2 separate regions of the Homo sapiens genome follow, and region 1 is linked to region 2. A link is a loop called in an ENCODE intact Hi-C map of the cell type or tissue named here. Cell type or tissue: HepG2. All regions are shown on one strand. Links, peaks and the distances in the headings refer to the core of each region. The heading gives the core; the rest is flanking DNA.

The links. Peaks named below come from ENCODE experiments on the same cell type or tissue, not always from the same donor. Only the 100,000 strongest peaks of a DNase experiment are listed, where the experiment ranks them.
Region 1: it touches region 2 in a loop (8-fold over the local background); 1 of 110 quality-filtered maps calls a loop at or near these places.

What each region holds. Positions count from the first base shown.
Region 1 is chr5:110,220,806-110,231,701 of GRCh38, reverse strand. No RefSeq gene overlaps it. Among named protein-coding and RNA genes, the nearest start is that of MIR548F3, 290 kb to the left of the region's middle. In HepG2, for the core only: no CTCF peak of the experiment used is centred there; no DNase peak of the experiment used is centred there.
Region 2 is chr5:110,105,484-110,116,379 of GRCh38, reverse strand. No RefSeq gene overlaps it. Among named protein-coding and RNA genes, the nearest start is that of LINC01848, 230 kb to the right of the region's middle. In HepG2, for the core only: no CTCF peak of the experiment used is centred there; DNase peaks (open chromatin) are centred at 6,489 and 9,499; H3K4me3 peaks cover 427 bases.

The DNA.
Region 1 (10,896 bases), core at 1,719-9,718, 120 kb before region 2:
TGTAGAATGGGAGTGGTGAAGATGGGTATCCTGGTCTTTTTTCTTGTTCCACTACTTAGAGAAAAGGCTTTCAACTTTATCCCATTCAGTATGATGTTAACTATGGGTATGTCACATTTGGCCTTGATTATTTTGAGGTGTGTTCCTTCTGTGCCGAGTTTTCTGAGAGTTTTTATCATGAAGTTTTGAATTGTATCAAATGCCATTTCTGCATCTATTGAGATAATCATATCTTTGATTCTGTGATTTGATGTAGTATGTGTATTAATTTGCATTATGTTGAACCATCCTTGCATTGCTGGGGAAAATCCCCCTTAATGATGCTGTATTATCTTCTTGATGTACTTTTGAATTTGGTTAGGTAATATTTTGTTGAGGAGTTTTGCATCTATGTTCAAGAATATTTTCCTGTAGTTTTTGTTGTTGTTGTTCTTGTGTCCTTGTCTAACATTAATCTCAGAGTGATACTGGCTTCTTAGAATGAATTAGCTAGAATTCCCTCCTCTTAAGTCCTTAAAATAGTTTCAGGAGACTAAGCATTAGTTCTTTGTACATTGGGTAGAATTTGGATGTGACTTCATCTGGTCCTGGGCTTTTCTTTGTTGGGAGACTTTATTACTGATTCCATCTTGCTGCTCACTATTGCTCAGTTCATTTTCTATTTCTTCCTGATTCAATCTGGGTAGGTTGTATGTTTCCATCAATTTATCCATTTCCTCTGGGTTCTTCAATTTGTCAATGAACAGTTGTTAATAATAGTCTCAGCTCATCCTTATGTTTTTGTGATATCAGTTGTAATGTGTCCCTTTTTATTTCTGATTTTATTTGTTTGAGTCTTCTCTCCTTTTTTCCTGGTAAGTCTAGTTAGAATTTATGTATGTATATAATCTTTATGAATAACTAACATTTTGTTGATTTTTTGCATTTTTGGTCTCTATTTCATTTTGTTCTGCTCTGATATTTATTATTTCCTTTCTTCTGCTAATTTGGAGTTTAGTTTGTTTTTGCTTTTCTAGTTTCTTGAGGTATATAATTAAACTGTTAATTTGAAATCTTTCTACTTTTTTGTTCCAGACATTTCTTGCTATAACTTCCTTCTTAATACTGCTTTTGCTGTATCCTACAGGTGTTGGTACATGATGGGTCCATTTTCATTTGTTTCAAGAATTTTTCTGATTTCCATCTGAATTTCTTCATTGACCCAATGGTCATTCAGGAGCATGTTGTTTAACTTCCATGTATTTCTATAGTTTCTCAAGTTCCTCTTGGTATTAATATCTAGTGCTATTCCACTATGGTCTAGAGAAGATACTTGATATGATTTTTATTTTTAAAATTTTTTTCAGATTTGCTTTGTGACCTAACATATGGCTCAGCCTGGAAAATGTTCCATGTGCTGATGAAAATATGTATATTCTGCAGCTGTTGAACAGAATGTTCTATAATTGTCTATTTGGTCCATTTGTTCTAATGTCCAGTTTACATTCAATGTTTCCTTGCTGGTTTTCTGTATAGATTATCTGTCTAATGCTGAAAGTGTGGTGTTGAAGTACTTCACTATTATTGTATTACAGTTCGTCTCTCTCTTTAGATTTAGTAATACTTGTTTTATGTATTTGGGTGCTCCAATTGTTAGGTACATACATATTTAGAATTATTATATTCATTTATCAGATTGATTCTTTTATCATTATATATGGCTTTTGTTGTCTTTTTAAATTTTTTTTTTGACTTAAAGTTTGTTGTATAGATACTCCTGCCTTTTTTGTTTCTGTTTGCATAGAATATCTTTTTCCATATCTTTACTTTCAGTCTGTATGTGTCTTTACTGGTAAGGTGAGTTTCTTCTAGTAAGAACATAATTGAATAATGTCTTTTTATCAGTTGAATCATTCTATATCTTTTAAGTAGATAATTTGATCCATTTACATACATGGTTATTACTGATATGTGAGGCTTTGTTCCTGTCATATTGTTCACTGTTTTCTGGTTGTTTTATATAATCTTTGCTCTTATTGCTGTCATGATGGCTTGGTGGACTTCTATAGTGTTATCTTTGAGTCCTTTCTCTTTCTCCTCTGAGTCATTGCTTAACCACTGAGCTTTATACTTTAGTATTTTCATAATGGTAAATATTCTCTTTTCACTTACAGATGTGGGACTCCCTTCAGCATTTCTTGTAGGATCAGTCTAGTGGTAATAAATTTCTTCAACATTAGCTTGTCTGTGAAAGACCTTATTTCTCTTTCATTTATAAAGAATAATTTTGCTGGATGTATTATTCTTGGCTGGCAGTTTATTTTTTTCAACACTTTGAATATTTTGTCTCTTTCTTCTCTGGCCTGTAAGGTATCTGCTGAGAAATCTGCTGTTATTCTGATAAGGTTTCTTTTATAGGTAACCACATGATTTTCTCTTGCTGTCTAGTATTAATTCTTTATGTTTGACTTTAGATAATCTGACTGTAATATGTCATGGAAACCGTTTTACATTGTATCTGTCTGGGGATTGCTAAACCTCCTGTATTTGGATTTCTAAATCTCTTGCTAGACTTGGGAAATTTATATGTATTATTTTATTAATTGTGCTTTCTAATTCTTTCATTTCTCTTTAACCTCAGGGATTCTAAAAATTGAAATGTTCAGTTGCTTTATGTTCCAAATGTCACAAAGACTTTGGTCATTTTTTTATTCCTTTGTCTTTATTCTTGTTGTACTGAATTATTTCAAAAACCAGTTTTCAAGTTCTGAGTTTCTTTCTCCTGCTTTACCTAGTCTAATGTTGAAGCTTTCAAGTGTATTTTGTGTTTCCCTCAATGAATTTTTTTCAGTTCCAGAATTTCTATGTGTTTCTTTTAAAGTATCTATTTGGTAAATTTCTCATTCATATACTGAATTGTCTTTCTTGTTTATTTGTAATTTTTAAGAATTCTTTTGTATCTTACCTTCTTTAAAATCAATATTTTATCTGGAATTTCAAAAATGTCTTTTTGATGAAAATATACTCCTGGAGAATAATTTGGTTTCTTTGGGATGTCATATTTACTGGCTTTTTAATGTTTCCTGCATCCTTACATTGATATCTGTGCATCTGGTGTACCAGTTGCTTCTTCCTATTTTTGAATTTACTTTCACAAGGTAGGACTTTTTCATAAAGGTGTATCTATGGTGTTTGTTGGGTAGCACACTTTGGCTTTGATTCTGGGTGCATGCAGTAGTGGTATCTGTATGATTTATTTGGCTGTAAACAGTGCTGGGGTATACGTGATTTATTTGGCACATTGGGGTGAGATTATTAACGGAAGCTGTTTGGTGAAGTTGCACGGGGGCTTGGGATGCCAGTTGAGCAAATTTCCAGGCTCCAGTGATGGCAGTGGTGTGCTAAGCATGCCTATATTTGTGCCAAATAGTGATTTATACTGGCACTGGGTTGGCAGTTATTGGTGGACCAATTCTTTGGCCTCCAAGCGGCTTGATCAGCTGCTAATGGCAGCAATGGTGAAATGGGTAGGTGGGTGGGTTCTGGGGCCCCTTGGAAGCTGGCATAGCATGGGTAATGGCAGTGGTGGGATGATTATCTGAGTCTTGAGCAGCATACATTGATTTTGTCAATGGCTGCGGTAGGCTGGGTGAGTTAGTCTCCAGGCCTGCTGATGACTCTTGAAGGTAGGTGTCAGTTGAGGTAACAGCAAATGGGAGTTTAGGCCCAACTCCAGGCTTCTGGGAGGAGTGCTGAGGTGCCCAAGATGTTGACTGGGCTGGGCAATCCCCAAGACGCTGGGCTATGTGCTCTGTCTTGGGGAGGTGTAAGGCAGGCTTGTGCTCAGGCATCCTAATGCTGAGAGTAGGAGGCACCGCCCATGGTGGGCAGGGGTGGGATGATTCTCAAACACAAGGCAGAGTGTTCAAGTGAGCCATGCTGAGGTCCTTCCACTGGAGAGGTTGGGGTGACCTTGCTGGCTATAGCCTGGGTAAGCAGGTAGGGAAGATGTTTTTCTCTTATGCCCCAGTTTGACAGGGCTTACTCCCCAACCCCAGCTGCAAAAGCCCTTGCCCAGTCCCTAACTAAGTCTCACTGGCAACTTGTGCCCTGCTAGCATTTCAGTCTCAGTCCTGGCAGTGCTTACTTCCCAGCACCAGCAGCTGCGGTTCATGCCTCACTGGCTTCTCAGCCCCAGCTGCAGGAGCACTCCCAGTTTGCACTGCAGTCTCAGTAGCAACAACACATTTCCCTAATGCCCCAGACCCAATGCTTCTGGGTCCCAGAACAGAATGCAGTCTGCCAAAAGTTAGGTTTGAAAATGGCACCTTGCAGCGGCTGCTTAGGTCTCAGAAAGTGTATAGAATCCAGCATGAGCTCCCTCTCAAGAGCAGTTTCATACCATGGTCTCCTGGTGGCTGCCTGTGTCAGCTTCAGGAGTTAGAAAGGTCAAGGGCCTCTCCCATGACCAGAATTGTATGATTCTTTGGAGGGAATATGGGCCACTAGAACTCTCTAACTTACCTTTTCCCTGCATTAGGAAGTCACTTACAGGTTCCATCTGATCCTGACCAAGTAGGCTGTCTCTCTTACCTCTCTGTTCCCAGTGTTTCCTGTCACTTTTCTGCTCAATTCCATTGCCCTCTCTTGGATATTGCATTTGAGGTGTGCTTATCTGTACACTCCTTTGGCTCTTTTAAGTGCATGAAGTGAGCATGAAATGCAACTAGTCAACCATCCTAAAGCTTCTCTTTCTCTGTTTCAATAGGATATAAAACTGTTATTTTTTAAAATGAAACATTTTCATGTGGGAAAAAAAAGCGGACTTTTCAGAAGTAAATGAAAATCATGTGAAATCCTATTACCCTGAAATACTTGGAGTTGACCTTTATCTGACTACTCTTTAGATATCCCTCTAGGCAAAAATATTTACAGTACTGAAATATAATTTTTAAATGGCATCATATTACACATGCTCTTTTGATTTCCATTATGGTCATTTATTTGACCCATGAGGTATGTAGAGCTTCCATTTTTTCATTTTCAAAAATATTGGGTGTTTTAATCATATTTTTGTTATCAATTTCCAAGATAAATTTAATCTGGTGACAGAATTTGATCTGTATGATAGTGATTGCTTTTATATTAATTGTTGAGGCTAGCCTAGTATATGACAAGTTTGATTACATTTTATAGACATGGTTGAAAGGAATGTTGGTGTATGTTCATTGTGTCAGGAGAAATCTGTAAAGATCTTCCACTGTGATTTAAGATTTGTCTCTCCTCTGGTAGTTCTGGCCATTTTTTCTTTATGGTCTTTAAGGCTCTTCTAGTAGATACAAGCTTAAAATATTTATATCTTCTGAAAAAAGTAATTATTTTATCATTTCATAACTTTATATATTTTGTCTATTATTATAACTATGTAATTTTTCCTTTCATTAGTTTTTATCTAATATTAAACTTCCATTATTTTAGTCTAAACCTTTATTTTAATTGTCTTTTAAATATGGCTCTGATAAATGGCACAAATTTACATTTTTATCAAACTTAACAATTTCTGTTCTTTTTTTTGGTGACTTTAGCCCATTTACATTTATTGTAATTATAAGTATATTTAAATACTTTACTACCATCTTTGCTTTCTATCAAACTTGATTTATCGATGCTTTTTTCTAATTTTATTTCTCATGTTAACATTTTGGGATACTGACTTTTTTATTTCACATTAAAAACTCTTGCACATGTTTAACATTATTGGCCCTTTTGTACTTACGTGTACTTTTTCATAAAATTTGAGTTCATGACCTTTTTTGAAGTCCATTTTATGAATCTCTTTTTTATGATCATCATTTTTTCTGTTTCACTTCAGCAATATCTTTGTATTTCAAGCATGTTAAAATATTCAGAAGACTTCATTTTGCCTTTTGCATTTAGATCCACTGTTCATCTGAAATTAATATTTATGTATTTGTGAAGCAGGAGGCAAGCTTTATTATTATTATTATTATTACATTGTTTTGGTTATTTATTTGCCTCAATATTATTTATGAAAAATATCTTTCTTTATTCACCATCCAGCAGGCCCAACTTTTTTTTGGAAATCAAAAGGTCTTATATGCCTAGCATGTAGACTCTCCATTCATTCCATTGGTTACTTTTTCTGTCCATACACCATGCATTATTTAAAACAACAATTCTATATTTAGTTCACAATTTTGTGGATCAAAAATTGGGGCGAACTCTAGTGGAAGTTATTCTGGTCCTGAATGGGTTGTCAGCCAGCTGCTAGTCAGCTAGGAAGCTCTTATGGGGTTTGCCTGCCTATTGATTGGAGCAATAGGAGAAAGAGAGCCTCGTCTTTCTTATCATCTAGAAAGCTAGCCTTGGTTTTGTACACAATATTAGCAATAATTCAAGACAATGAGTAGATATGTGCAAGTGCTCTTAAGCCTAGGCTCAGAAATAACACAATGTATCTTCTGCCACATTCTACTCACAAACTTAACTCAGATTCAAAATGTAGACAGAAAGACTTCAATCTTGATGGGAAATGTCTCAAGGTGAAATTACAAAAGGTAATGGATACAGGAAAGGGCATAAATAAAGCCTCTTTTGCAAATAATCAGTAAATAAATTTTGCAAATAACCAGCCTCTCTGGATATAATTATTCACATTCTTACCATATTAAAAATATGCTGAGCCCAGCTTAATACCTTCTAAAAGTTCCATTCAATCATAGTATTATATGTGAAGCCTGGGTCTCATGATTTACCTCATGTCTAAATGCAGATTTTGGAATTTAGCTTCTCTTAATCTGGGATCTATAAACTAAAAAGAAAAGATTGAATATCTGATCTCCTACACACCCAAAGAATAAAGTGAATACAGCCTTTATCTGGTTTTGAGAATGTTCTAGATCCCTGAGTCCAATTCATTCACTGACAGAATGTTTTTCTGGTCAAAATTTATGCAATAGTACCAAAAATGAAATCAGCAGAGCTACATAAAACTCTATTAGTTGTTTTTATAGTACTTCTGTTTACATCAAAATTATTCCTGGCTGTATTGTTTGTCACTATGTGAGTTGACAGAATTCAGTGTATTCGATAAGTCCTGATCATTTCTATTAGAAGTGCAATGGATTATAAACTAGAGAGAGAACTGATTCCCAGCTACCATTTGCTGTGAGGTCCCCAACACAGACATGTCTTTTTCAGACTACCGAAGTTCACGAAAGAAGATATAGAAAAAAGTTTCTGGTACTAAGCTAGGTATTGAAAATAAAAACTTTAAAGATTGATATGGGCCCTAAATTTTTGGAGAGTAATGGCCTTTATAAAGGCTCTGTTAGACTTCTAAAACTCTTTTTTTAAATACGAATATTTGTTTTAAGATGAGAGAAGAGATATAGCACAATAGCTCCATGGTATAGTGGTTATGTTTAACAGAGATGCTGTTGTTTGATGTTAGTTGTGGGTTTATTGATCCTTTTCAGCTACAGCAGTTGGTCTCTAAGAATTTACAGTGATAAGAGATCAGTTATTTTCCATTTATCCAATGAAGTCCTGTTCATCTTTTTCTTTTATTGCTTTTCTTTTATTGTTTCCCAACACAATATATTTTCTGGCAATAAGAGTGATATTCTGTTGGAAAGAGAGGACAAAAGGAAGAACTAATTTGTCTTCAATAATTATTGTCAAGCAATTGGGTAACAGAATCAATAACTTCTGTTAAATTTTTGGTGTCTCAACCTAGAATTTATTCTCTTGAAAAGCTTAAATCCAGGAGACACCTGTTGAAACCTAGCACCACTGAATTGTAGAGTAGAAAAAACAAGTCATTCCTCTCTAACAGCCATTCATAACAATATATCTCTTGAAATGAAAAAGTAAGTCTCTTTGGTTTCAGGATTACAAGGAGCTTGGCTAATGGAAATGGCACATCCTAGAGTTACATGAAAAATCAATAATCTTGGAACAATGACCATCAAAACGATTGTTGATTAAAAAACAAATAGGCATTAATAAGATGGCTGACTAGAGTTATCTGTACTTGTTCCCCCCATGCACACACATAAAGAGACTCAAACAATAAATGAACAGCTATAACTTTACTGGAGGAACTGGGAAAGTATACTGGAGAGCACCAAGAAAGCAGTAAAATCCCTGCTGTGTATGGAAAACAGGGTAGCACCATAGAGGGGGGCAGTGAGACATACTGCCTCTACAGCACTGTCTCCCCTGTCAGGATTGGCTCAGAGTCAGGAGGAAATTCTTATGGGGAAAAGGTAAAATAAGACCTCAGTAGTTGCCACTGATGCCACAGGGACTAGCAGTCCTTGATACAGGAAAGTCCCTAAGTCCTCAAAGACCCTGGATCCAGTTTGGCTAGTTACCAGAAGTTTGTGCAGCTGCATTGTCCCAGAGTAAGAGCCCATGGTGACCCCCACTCCCCACTTTTTGCAATCTAAATTGTTAATGCATGGAACCATCGTGAAACCAAAATCACTGCTAGAGTGCATCTTATCCTGAGTGCAAGTAGCCACTGACTCTCTTCATGCTTAGGCCCCATTGTCATTCTACCACACTCATGTTGATGACTGCAGCACCAAGATCTTGGCTGCCTGGAACCTAGACCCAACAGAACAAGCAAGGACCCAGTTTCTAAACCCATGCAGCACAACACTCTCTTCCAATAACAGGTGGACTTAAACAGTGGGGAAGCTTCCTTACAGCCAACTGTCCAGCTATGCCCACATGTGCCTGCACTGCTCAGCCAGCCAGCCCACCAGCACACCTGCATCCATGACTGGCCCAGTGGTGTCTGCCAGCAGCCCTGCATCCCTGAAGAGTCAGCCACACAGCCTGCTGGCTTACTTCTCCCATGAACAACCAGAGTGACAACCAGCCCAGTAGAGACACTCCACTCCCACCCCCAGAAATCCTACTGTACAAACTTATTGGTTTGCCATGACTGCACGTACTATGTCTGACAAACAGCTCAGTGCATTTACTCCCAGCAAAATCATGTCACCACCATCACAAACTCCTGTAGCCTAGGTCACTGAGGCAATTGCTAACATTGCTGACAAGGACTACGGCTAAAGAAACTTAATGGAGATTCAGTTAAGCTGCTAAGTTCATTCTAAAACAAAGCCAACTCACCATACCCAACTGACATCCTGGGACCTATCTACAGGAAAAAGTCTCTCTTTACAAGAACTACTCCATAAAATTGGAAACACCAACTGTCCTGCTAGATGATCAGACATCAGTATAGAAACACAATGAAAAGAAAAATCTAGGAAATGTGACACCCTCAATGGAATACAATAAGTCTCCAGTAATAGACCATGAAGAAAAACATATTTATAAAATTTCTAAAACAGAATTCAATGTAATAATCTTAAGGAAACTCAGCAAGATATAAGATAATGTAGACAAACAGTTCAGTAAACTCAGGAAAGCAACTGATAACCTGAATAAGAAACTCAGAGAGATATATATCATTAAATAAATCTTGAAGAATTCAATGAATGAAATAAAAAATACAACTGACAGCTTCAACAACAGACAAGATCAAGAAGGAGAAAGAATTTCTTAAATTGAAGACACATCCTTTGAAATAACTCAGTAAGAAAGGAAAAAATAATGAAGAACAAAAAGTGACTGAAGAAAGTCTATGGGACTTTGAGACAACATTAAGCAAGCAAAAATGGCCATATACCATCTAACGTTTCAGTCAATGATTTAAATACATATAAAACAGTGGTCCCATAAGATTATAATACCATAGTTTTTACTGCATCTTTTCTGTGTTTAGATATGTTTAGATACACAAATACTTAACGTTGTGTTGCAGCTGCCTACAGTATTCAGTTTAGTAATAAGCTGTACCAGTTTGTAGGCTAAGAGCAATAGGCTATACCATATTTCCTAGGTATGTAGTAGCCTGTGTCATCTGGATCTGTGTAACTACACTCTATGGTGTGTTCCAAACCAAAAAAATTTAATGACACGTTTCTCCAATAGTGTTCCTATCATTAGGTGATGTGTGACTGTGATTGTTTATAGGAGTGTCAGAGGGAGAAGAGATGGGGAAAGGAACAGAAAATTTATTTAATAAAATAATAGCTAATAATGTCTCAAGTCTTTGGAGAATTGTGGACATCCAAATCCAGGAAGCTCAAAAGTTCCCAACTTTATTTAACTCAAAAAGATCCTCTCTAAGTAACATTACAGGCAAACTGTCAAAAGTCAAAAGCAAAGAGAGGGAATGCTAAATGTTGCCAGAAAAAAGCATCAAGTCACATGTAAAATAAATCCCACTGGCCTATCAGCTGATTTCTCAGCAGAAATCCTATGGTCCAGGAGAGAATAGAATGATATATTCAAAGTGCTGAAAGAAGATGAACTGCCAATCAAGAATATTGTCTCTGGTAAAGCTATCCTTAAGAAAATTGGAACTGGAAGGAGAAACAAAGACTTTCCCAGACAAGCAATAGCTGAGGGAATTTATCACCATTAGGCCAGCTTTACAAGAAATGCTTAAGAAAGTGCTCCCGCTGGAAATGACATGATAATTACTATCATAAAAACCCATAAAACTATAAAACTCGTATGTAGAGGTAAATTAATAATCAAATTCAGAATATCCAAGTGCTGTAATGGTGCTATATAATAAATCTGTCAATCCTCTAGTGTGAAGATCTAAAGTAAAAATGGCCAAAAACACAAAGCTATAATTAATGATTATTACACAACAGACTAAAAGATAAGTCAAGGAAACAATGAATTGGATGTTTGGGAGGAAGTGTAGAGAATTATTATGAGATCAAAAAAGGGCTGATTTCAGGGGGCTGAACAGTGATGGTCTGCAGGCCTCACTTCCATGACACCTCTGTAGGTTAAGAC
Region 2 (10,896 bases), core at 1,624-9,623:
GAGCCTCCAGAAGGAATGCAGCTCTACCAACACATTGATGTCCGCCTCTAAAATTCATTTCAGACATCTAACCTCTATAACTGTAAGAGAATAAGCCTGAGTTGCTTTAAGCCACTATGGTTGTGATAATTTGTTCACAGAAGCAATAAGAAACTAACACACCTCTGCCCAGCTGCAATAACCAAAAATATCTCCAGATGCTGCCAAATGTTCCCTGGGGGGACAAAACCTACCCCTCATCCTTTGTTAAAAACCATTACCCTAAAAGAAGAATTTTGTTTATTTTCATAGTCACGGGTCTGCAAAATGAATGTACTTCCACTGATACAGCTGGGCGTAGCTAACATGCTCTGTTTGAGGCTGATGGTTGGCTGAACTTTAGCTCCAGGTTGAGAATTCAGCTCATGTCTGCTCGACACATGTTTTGTTTTGGGGCCTGAGCTAAAGATACAGGAGCTAAAGATACAAGAGTACAAGAACATGTACTTCTCATGGAGGACCAGTGGGGTGCAAGGAGCAAGCCAAACTATACAAGCACACTTAAAACTTCTAGCATAATATCCACTCACATTCCAGAGACGAACACCAGTCATATGACTAAACCAATCCCAGGCAGAGAAGTATCCTCTGCTCAAGGAGCCAGGATTCAATTAAAGGAACAACCACTGGAAGATGTATATGATTAATGTATTACCATACAGTCATGCATCGCTTAGCCACAGGGATATGTTCTGAGATATGTGTCATTAGGTGATTTTATCGTTGTGCAAACATCAGAGTGAACTTACACAAACCTATATGGTATAGCCTACTACACATCTAGGCTATAGGGTATAGCCTATTGCTCCTAGGATACAAACATGTACAGCAGTTACTGGACTAAATACTGTAGGCAACTGTAACACAATGGTATTTGTCTATCTAAATATAGAGAAGGGACAGTAAAAATGTGAAATTACAATCTTACAGGACCACCATCATATGTGTGGTCATTTGTTGATTGAAATGTTATGCAGCATCTGAATGTATATATTAATATAGGTGTATCCTAACAAATAAATTAAAATGTGATATAGAGATATGACCTTATGTACTTGTGGCAGTCAGGAAAGGAAGACATATATCAAGAATGTGAAGCAAGAACAATCTGCAGCTTGTGAGACTGAGCTGGAACCTACAGTGATGGACTAGAAGCCACACTGGTCTTCACAGCTTCTAAGACGTTAACTTTTATAATGGAGGTGTCTTTTAGGAGAGTTTTGTGTCCTTTTTCATAGAGATGAACGTGTACCTAGCCAAGAGGTTGGAGAAGCAAACACAAAATGCCCAATAGGAGCTGTAAGGGCAGTGTGCTAGTCTTCTGCCCCACACCAACTGGGTGAGCTAGCAGATAAGCATGAATGCAGTGCCTCAAGCCCTAGACTCATGTCCTCATGCAATGGAATATGGCCTCTCCACTGCTGCCTGCCAAATCTCGCACAAAACATCTCTCGTGGTCCACACCATCTCTAAACTAAACACAAAGAGGATTCTGGGAAATGTAGTTCTATTTTAGCTAAACTGAGACAAAAATCTACTTTGACATCTATATACACTTACCATCCAAATACATCTTTTAACTTACTTTCTCTTCCAAACAAAAACAATTGCAAAATCATGTCTCCTTCTAACTAATGGAACCATATCTCATACAGCCAAAAGCAGACTTTTTCCCCATAAAAGAATATAAAATTCCTTTTTGTCATTAGGTAATATTTATTCCTCTTTTAGCTGAGTCACATATCTGCTTTGATACCCTGAAACTTAAATACTGAGAAATCCAGTTTAACAATTGTGGTAGGTAGACTAGTACCTGCCACACACACATCCTTAATGTGTTCACATCCTAATCCCTGGAACCTGTGAATGTTGTTTTATGACAAAAGAGACTTTGCAAATGTAATTAAATAGAAGATCTTGAAATGAGGAGGCTATTCAACGTTATCTGGATGTATTCAACGTAATCACAAGAGTCCTTATAAGAGGGACAGAGGAGGAGACAGAGGCAGAGAAGGAGGTGATGGGATACCAGAGCAGAGATTGGAGTGATGGGCTCTGAAGATGAAGGAAAGGGCCTCAGACATAGGAATACACGTGAACACTAAAAGCTGGAGAAAGCAAAGAAACAGATTCTCTCCTCAGAGCCTCCAGATGGAACCTGTCCTGTCAACACCTTGATTTTAGCCGACTGAGACTGATTGTGGACTTCTGATCTCCAAAACTACATGAGAATAAATTTGGGTTTAATCACTAAATTTGTGGTGATTCGTTACAGCAGCAATAGGGCACACACAACTAATATTAATATATCATATGTTGTATGGTAAGAAAATTGGAAAGGAGAGAAAAATTATGAGATATATATATATATAACAAATAATATTAAATAATTTTATAATAACAGCAACCCATTGTGTGGTCATACTACATATTTATAATTACCTTCCTCTACCTATTCTATATTTCTTGGCCTCAGCAAGCACCTTTGTCTGGTGAGGGGCCTGAATATTCATTTCTAAAAGGTCTAGGCCATTAGAAGTCCTCCCTATATCGGCCTATTTAGTTCTCTACTGACTTAAATCACAGGACATGGAAATGCTTAGAGGTGTCCCAGGTAAACCTGCTACGTCCCAGATATACTCCTCCTTACTCCATAGTGGAGTAGCAACAAAATTTCCTCTACCTGGTCGGGATCACATATCTGAACCAGTACCAGAACTTTATCTTTGATTGTAGATTTATTGACATAAAGAACTCAACGTTTCCAGGGAGATTTTCAACTTCCAGTTTGTGGAACCATTGCTGTATCTCCTGCCAGAAGCATTTCCTCATTGTTAACTAAAACTTCTAGACCAGCAAATCCTAGGGATGGAGAGATGGAAAATGAAAATTTCACTAGTGGAACGTTAGGGTTAATAGAGGAGCCACTCCCATTTCCAGCCCTTGATCCCCAGACCCATGAATATGGCTATTGAAGAAACAGCACAGAAGTTTAACTGATTTAGAGCATATACAGCACCCTGGAGGACATTTTCTCCAGACCCTCAAGGTACTGCCAACCAGTTTATGCTTAACTGAGTCTTCAAAAAATGGTTCCACAGTTCCATCAGGCCAGCTGCTTCAGGGTGATTAGGTACATGATCAGACTAGTGAGTTTCACTAACATGACCCCATTGGCACCCTTCATTTGCTGTAAAACGAGTTCCTTTGTCAGAAGCAAAATCTGGTAGAATACCATGTATGGGGAATACATCCTGAGATAACTCTCAATGAATGACACCCTTGTATAATCTCTCCATAAGTGTGTGTGACATGTGACTTGATTCTAACCAATAGAATACGGCAAGGGTAATGGGATGTCACTTTCATGATCATATTTTATTATAGAAGTGTCCATCTTAACAGGCTGGAGGGAGAGATTAGCCTGCTGGCCTTGCAAAAGTAAGCAGCCATATTTGGAACTGCCTATGGAGAGGACCACATGGCCAGGAACTGCAGGTGGCTTCTAGAATCTGAAGGTGGTCTCCAGATAACGGCCAATAAAAAGCTGTATGAGTTTGGAAGCCAATTCTTCCCTATCCAAGCCTCTAGAACACACAACACTGTGATTGCAACCTTTTTAAAATAGCATATAAATAATGCACACACTTTTGACTCACAGAAATTGTGAGATAATAACTGTGTGTTGTTTTAAGTTGATAACTAGGTGATCATTTGTTATGCATCATTGAAGATTTATACAGCATGACAGTGAATAGGACATGCCTTAAGGCTATGAATTGTGGTTTTGGTAGGGAAAGCAAATGCCTGCATCAGTCTAATCACATCTCCCATTAGCATAGAAGCCCCCTGAGGGTGATGACTATGTCTTTTACATTCTCCACAGTGCCTAGCACAACTTATTCCTCCTAATATGTGCTTAAAAATTATTTTTTGTTGTTAGACTACTTCAAGAATTAATTCACATCATTGCAGAAAACTGATGTTCATCTGCAGTGTGAAAATCACAATGCCAATCACAAATATTTGTATTCCTACTAAAAGTGAACATTAAATGGAAAGAGTCTTCCTCACTCCCACCCTCATCCCTTTTCTTCTTTTTGAAACATACCTTTCCTTTTTGCATTAGAACCAAGACTACATATTTAGTTTTCTGATACTATTAATGCCTAAGGCATTGTAATAGAAACTACACTAGTCCTGGAAGGAATTTAAAAGGATAAAGTAAACCAGTCTTATTTCTAAATAAGACTGTAATTAAGTCTGCCTAGAAAAGTGAGTACATATATTCTCTCGAGAAAGCACTTGAGGAAAAACTGGTAGGATGGAAAGGTAGAAAAGGAAAACTCAATCTTTGGTCCCTGGTTGACTGCCTCCCACTCCAACAGTTTCTGTCCTTGTAATGATCATTTCTATGGTGCCTTTTGGCATTCTGGAGGAGAATGTAAATGTTTTGTCCTGATATTTCTGGTTCTTTTCCTCCGAATTTAGAAAGAATGGAATTCCTTTGTATTATTTAAAATAGTTCCCTGGACCACCACATTTGCCTTCTAATTGGTATCAACTATTATGTAGCAGCAATTTTTCATTTGGGATAAAGTCACCTCATAGAACAGCCATTTAGGTAAAACAAAGATATTAGAGAATGTAAGGACTCTAGGGCTTTAGAAAGCCTTCTAATTCATTCCTCTGACCTCCAATATGAATACACAATCCATCACTGGAGAGACTTCCATGTTTCAAGATTTTAGAAAAAAAAAATCCTATCTCCCTAATTTCTCACTTCACTGGGCTATGTACTATAAATCACTATGAACTTTTTCTGGAGGGAGGTGATGGTGATGATGTGGTTTAGTTTGGTTCGGTTAATTCTTTTTTGTTCCTTTATAATCAAGCTGAAATTATTACCTAATTATCCTTCAGTATTTATTTTCTAACTTACTTCCGTGATACTTGCTCAGAAACTATACTTGTCTACTCTTTAATTATTTGGTTAGTGACTTTTGATTGGTCTCTGTACTGTCCTCAATCCTCTTGGGTACTACCAGAATAGTGTAGATGACTCTAGTAAATAAATATGTAAGTATGGGTGAATTTACCACTGCACTTTTCTCATTTTCAGTATTTTCAGCTTCACACTTCTATTCCTTGTATACAACCACAAACATGTATACACCACAAACTTGTGGAACTCTGGTCAAGTTTCAAACTGTATTCAAATGTTATTACCATAAATGATATAATTCTTCCCTCTTCCGTGTTCCTATTGCTCTTTATACTTATCTCTATTAGATTAGAAATGTTTTCTTCTTTAGACGCATATGTATTTCTTATACATATTAAAATATAAACAATCAAGAATAGGAAGTAGAATACCCGTCTAGAGTAAATTCTCAATAAATGTGGAAAAGCAAAGGAAAAGAGGAAGAAGGGAAATTAGTTCAGATTTGGAGGAGGACACAAAGATTATAAAATTCAACCATATTTTACAAATGAGGAAAGTAAAACAATAAGAAATTAAGTGAGCCAAAGCCTTATACCTATTGAGAGGCTGTTTTGGACATTCATGAATTTGGGGGAACCAAGCACCTTGTAACCTCATTAGTTTGCTAAGAGCTCTCTGACTTTTGACCCTTGACCATCCAGGACTTTTGTTTGAACTCTTAGAGGAAGAGAAGCTGTTCTACCAGCCAGCCTTGAGCCTGGAAGGACAGGAGCTTTTGGCAGCCATTATACCACCATGTGGAGCCTGAGAATAACAAAGCTGAGAGGTGAATCGCGGCTGAGTACATTACGGCTTCTTATATCCCCAGATCAAGACAATCTGTAGAACAAATATGTTTACTCTGTTTTTTTTTTTAAAGCTTGACTTCAGTTTTCTGACTTGGTCCTAACTAAAAATCATGCAGCATTTGAACTAAGTATAGGTCTTATAACTCTCAACCTGTATTCTTTTCATCTTGGTACTGCCTGTCTCCTCTTTGCTGATAGTGCTTTCCTTTTCCTTTATCAATGTAAAAACAAACCTCCTCTACTTATTTTACCAAGAAGTAGGAAGCTTCCACGTTTTAATGACAACCTTGGTATCTTTGCATGGCCCTGCGTCTGATGAATGGAAGGATTACCTCACTGTCTCTGCATGATTACATTCCGATTTATCTATCGGCCCAAACATACTTGCTACTTAAAAAATAAAAGTACAAAGATTCAATATTCCCAGAGACTTCAGTCTCACTCCAAATGTGTTCCAGTTTCTATTTATTCAGAGTTTTGAAAACCAGAACCCTAGGGAGTCCTGAGGTCTGGTACACACATATGTATGACCTTATCAATGCAGAGTCAGAAATTCTGTGCATTCAGAAAGCCCTAAGTCAGAGGTGGTTCCTCGATCACCGTAGGATTGATTTCTTCAGGCTGTTCAGGTGACTTTTGTGACCTTACCATTGCAGCAGAAAGGGTCATATTTGCTCAATAACTGATCGGGTGGCTGTGTGGAAACACAATTCAAACTTCTGTCCTCCCTGGCTAGGTTGGTAACAGCTAAATGAAACCCAAGGGAAATCTCACATCCAGAAAACAGCAATACACTCTGACCTGCAGTTGATATTTCAAACATAAAATACAATTAAATCTGCTAAAGATCTCTGCTTAGCCTGGGAGAAGCTTGCAACCATGGAAGAAGAGAGATGTGCAAATCAATTTACATTGTGGCAACTTAAGATTCAAAAATATTGTATACTTTAAGGTATATGTATAAGAATATTCATTCCAACATTGTAGTGGCAAATTAATCAAAACAGGCTAAATTGGTATTGGAGCAGCTGGTTAAAAAAATTACAATATCTGCCTCAGTGAACTTCTTACAACTATTAAAATGAAGAAGATTGGTCTCTATGTCCTAATATAAAATTACCTCTCAGACAACTTCTTCAGTGACTAGCACAAGGGGCAGGATAATGTGTGTAGAATGCAACTATTTATGTTAAATGAAGGAAGAAAGGGCCATGTGAATCTGTGCATACACACACACATATACACACACATACACACACACACACACGCACACTTTGCTATGCAAAGAATATCTCTGAAAAGATTCACAAGAACTAACATCAGAGGTTGCCTCAGCGAAGGGGAACTGGAGTACCTGGATAAAGCTAGGAGGGAGAATAACTTTCCAATGTATTTCCTTTTGCACCATTTGAATCTGTGTTGCATGCCTCCACATTGCCTAATAAAAATAAAACACAATATTCTAAAGCCACACTTTGATTTAGAGTTTAAAAATGAAAACACTAAGATTTCATATTTCTTTTTTCCTTTAAGGCAAAAGCAGGACCCTTCCACCTTTGTTACTTGCTTTTGAACAAATAGGAGGTAGTATTTTTAGACTTTCTCCCTGGAGCCGAAAGCTCACAGGATTAAAGCAACCAAGGAAATATAGAGAAGTAGGAGCCCAAGTTCTATGTTCTAAATATTTTTCAGTCATGAAGAAACTAGCTTTTTCCCTAATGCTTCTGTTTATACCGGTAGGAGCATGCACTAAGGTAATTTCTTCTTTTTTCTTGCTGGATTAAAGAATGTGCTTAATTCTCTCTCTCTCTCTCTCTCTCTCTCTCTCTCTCCCTCTCTCTCTCGCTCTCTCTCTCTCTCTCTCTCTCTCTCTCTCTCACTCTCCCCCTCTCCCAGAGAAGTTTCTGTTGTTCTTTCCCTCAAAGTGGACACACATCTGAACACAGCTCTAGTGCATTTCTGCTGGAAGAAGCAAGAAGCTATTAACGGTGGCACTTGAGGCCGCTGTGCAAGTCCATTACCCCAGAAATAGATTAAACCGAGTTTCCAGAAATGCCTTCCTCCAGCATTACATTCTTACCTAAAAGAACGTGGGCCCTATTTAGCAGGAGATAGATGTTCTTATCTCATTTCACTGACAAACTAAAGTGAAATAAATAAAGACAAATAAAAAGGCCACCTCCTGAGAATTTGCTTTGCGTCTTTTATTTCAAATCACATATTTGGGATGGGGTTATTTTCTTTCTCTTCCTCCCTCCAACTGCCACCTGCTCTGAGGTTCTTTTTTTTTTTTTTTTTTTTTTGAGACAGAGTGTTGCTGACTCTCAGGCTGGAGTGCAATGGCACAATCTCGGCTCACTGCAAGCTCTGCCTCCCAGGTTCAAGCCATTTTCCTGCCTCAGCCTCCCGAGTACCTGGGACTACAGGCACCCGCCACCACACCTGGCTAATGTATTTTTAGTAGAGACGGGGTTTCACCATATTCGCCAGGATCGTCTCGATCTCCTGACCTCGTGATCCGCCCTCCTCAGCCTCCCAAAGTGCTGGGATTACAGGCGTGAGCCACCGCTCCCAGCCTGCTCTGAGGTTCTTAATGGCACTGCTTAGTACTATGGCTCTGAAATATCTAGCATGAGTTTACTCTCTGACATGGTGGAACCAGAGCAGAACAGTAAAGAGAAAGATTTAGCCTAAGCCTTTGTTACCTGGAAGCAGTTTGCATAAACTCCAGATACTCATTCCCACAGCTGTTCCTTAGGCACAGAACTGAACCAGTGGCCAGTTCTAAACAGGCTCTAACTGGTAACAAAAGTATATAAGTAGAAACCCATTTGTTTTGCTTTCTCTTTCCCTATCGTCTTCTACTACTTTGGTTTTCCAAACGGCGAAAGATAAAGTTCAATTGTGCCCTAGTTACTACTTAAAAGAGGGGCTTAGACGGGGCTAAATATAGTTCAAGCTGAACCTCGCCTCATTCCCAAAAGACACACAGTGCTCAGAAAGTTCATTTCCAATAGTAGTGTGAGAGATTCCTTCCATTCAATATATGGGGAAGAAAACCATGAAATAAGACTAGAAGGTATATTTGTCAAGTTTAATAAGAAGGCTACAGCAGGGCAGTCCCCCGCAGACTCTGTTCTGTCTTACACAACACCTCAGGCATCAGATGTGATAAGGGACATCCTGTCACATACGATGAATATCAGGATTTGAGACTGAGGGGGTGGTAAGATTTCCTTGTCTTTAGATCACTTGTTCTCAAACCTGGCTGCACATGCATTTTTTTTTACACCTGAGACTTCCCCTAGAAATTCTGATTGGGTGGTGTTGAGGTGCAGTCCAGGCATCTTCATCTCTAAAGGATTCTCCTATGGAACTAGACTGAGCACTGCAGCTGCTGCTAGTGAGGATACTTGTGGGTTGGGACTAGCTTGATGCCATCTCCCTAGTTAAAAGGACTGGTCAGACAAACCTGGATAATTTATCATCCTCTGCACCATATAGCACTTTACTCACTGCAATACACTCTCTCATCACAGCCCTGCAGGACAGGCAAGAAACTCTATTTATCTCCATTTTACAGAGGAGAAAACTGAAGATCCAACAGACTTGCCAAAGGTCAGTTGCACATTAACTCAGAGGCAGCTCTGGAACTCCAAATAAAGCCTCTATTGTCACCATAGTTTTCGCTACAGCCCTACAGGTTCCTCCAAGCTTAAAGTCCAAGATGAGCAGTTTTGGTGCTAGCAACTATTTTGCTTCCTAGAACTAAAGGAAAAAGAAGCATGAAACCCAGGATACACCTAAGGAGTATAATCCCTTAATTTTAGAGATGAGGAGATTGAAGCACAGTGACTTGCCCAAGATCACATAGCTAGCTAGCGAGAAGAAAAGTAAACAACAGTGGGACCGTTATCGGAAAAGGGTCCCAATTCAGACCCCAGGAAAGGGTTCTTGGATCTCACATAAGAAAGAATTCAGGGCGAGTCTCTAGAGTAAAGTGAAAGCAAGTTTATTAAGAAAGCAGAGGAATAAAAGAATGGCTACTCCATGGTCAGAGCAGCCCCCCAAGAGCTGCTGGTTGCCTATTTTTATGGTTATTTATTGATGATAATGTTAAATAAGGGGTGGATAATTCATGCCTCCCTTTTTTGGACCATATAATATAACTTCCTCACATTGCCATGGCATCTGTAAATTCATGATGCTGGTGGGAGCGTAACAATGAGGATGACCAGAGTTCACTCTCGTGGCCATCTGGGTTTTGGTGGGTATTAGCCGACTTCTTTATTGCAACCTGTTTTATCAGCAAGGTCTTTATGACCTGTATCTTGTGCCAACCTCCTATCTCATCCTGTGACTTGGAATGCCTTAACCATCTTGGAATGCAGCCCAGTAGGTCTCAGCCTCATTTTACCCAGCTCCTATCCAAGTTGGAGTTGCTGTGGTTCCACACCTCTTATAGGATCATAGTTAATGTAGACCAAAAGCAGAGCAATATGTAGGGGAACTGTATACCTCTTTCTTGGGGTTTCAATAGAAGGCAAAGTGATTACTGCACAAAGAGCTGCTGTGTATTTGGAAGAATGCCCACTGCATTGAGAAATGGACCACGGGGAGGAGTAGCCATACAAATCACTGAGGTCACCTTGCATGGTCTCTATGAGTGTGCCAGCCAGTCTGTGCCTATTTTTATAAGAGAGAGAGAGAGTGTGTGTGTGTGTGTGTGTGTGTGTGTGTGTGTTGGTTGGTTGGTTGCTGAGAAAATGCTCAAGCAAGCAGGAGCCTGTGTACATTTGGCAAAGATAGAGAACAAAAAATAAATTCCCTGGAAAGCGTTAGCATAATTATATAGCCAGCCTGTTTCTTACCTGGAGGTAAATGCAGGCTGCACAATCACTGTCAATTTTGACAATCATTCATGATATAGAAATGTGCAGGGGAGAGGTCCCCCCTCTCTCATTCTGTCTAATTTCTCTAACCCTCTAGCATAGCTAGAGATTAACCCAACTCCTATAAAACAGAAACAAACTTCAAATCCATGTCAGAGCCTGCCGGAGAGAA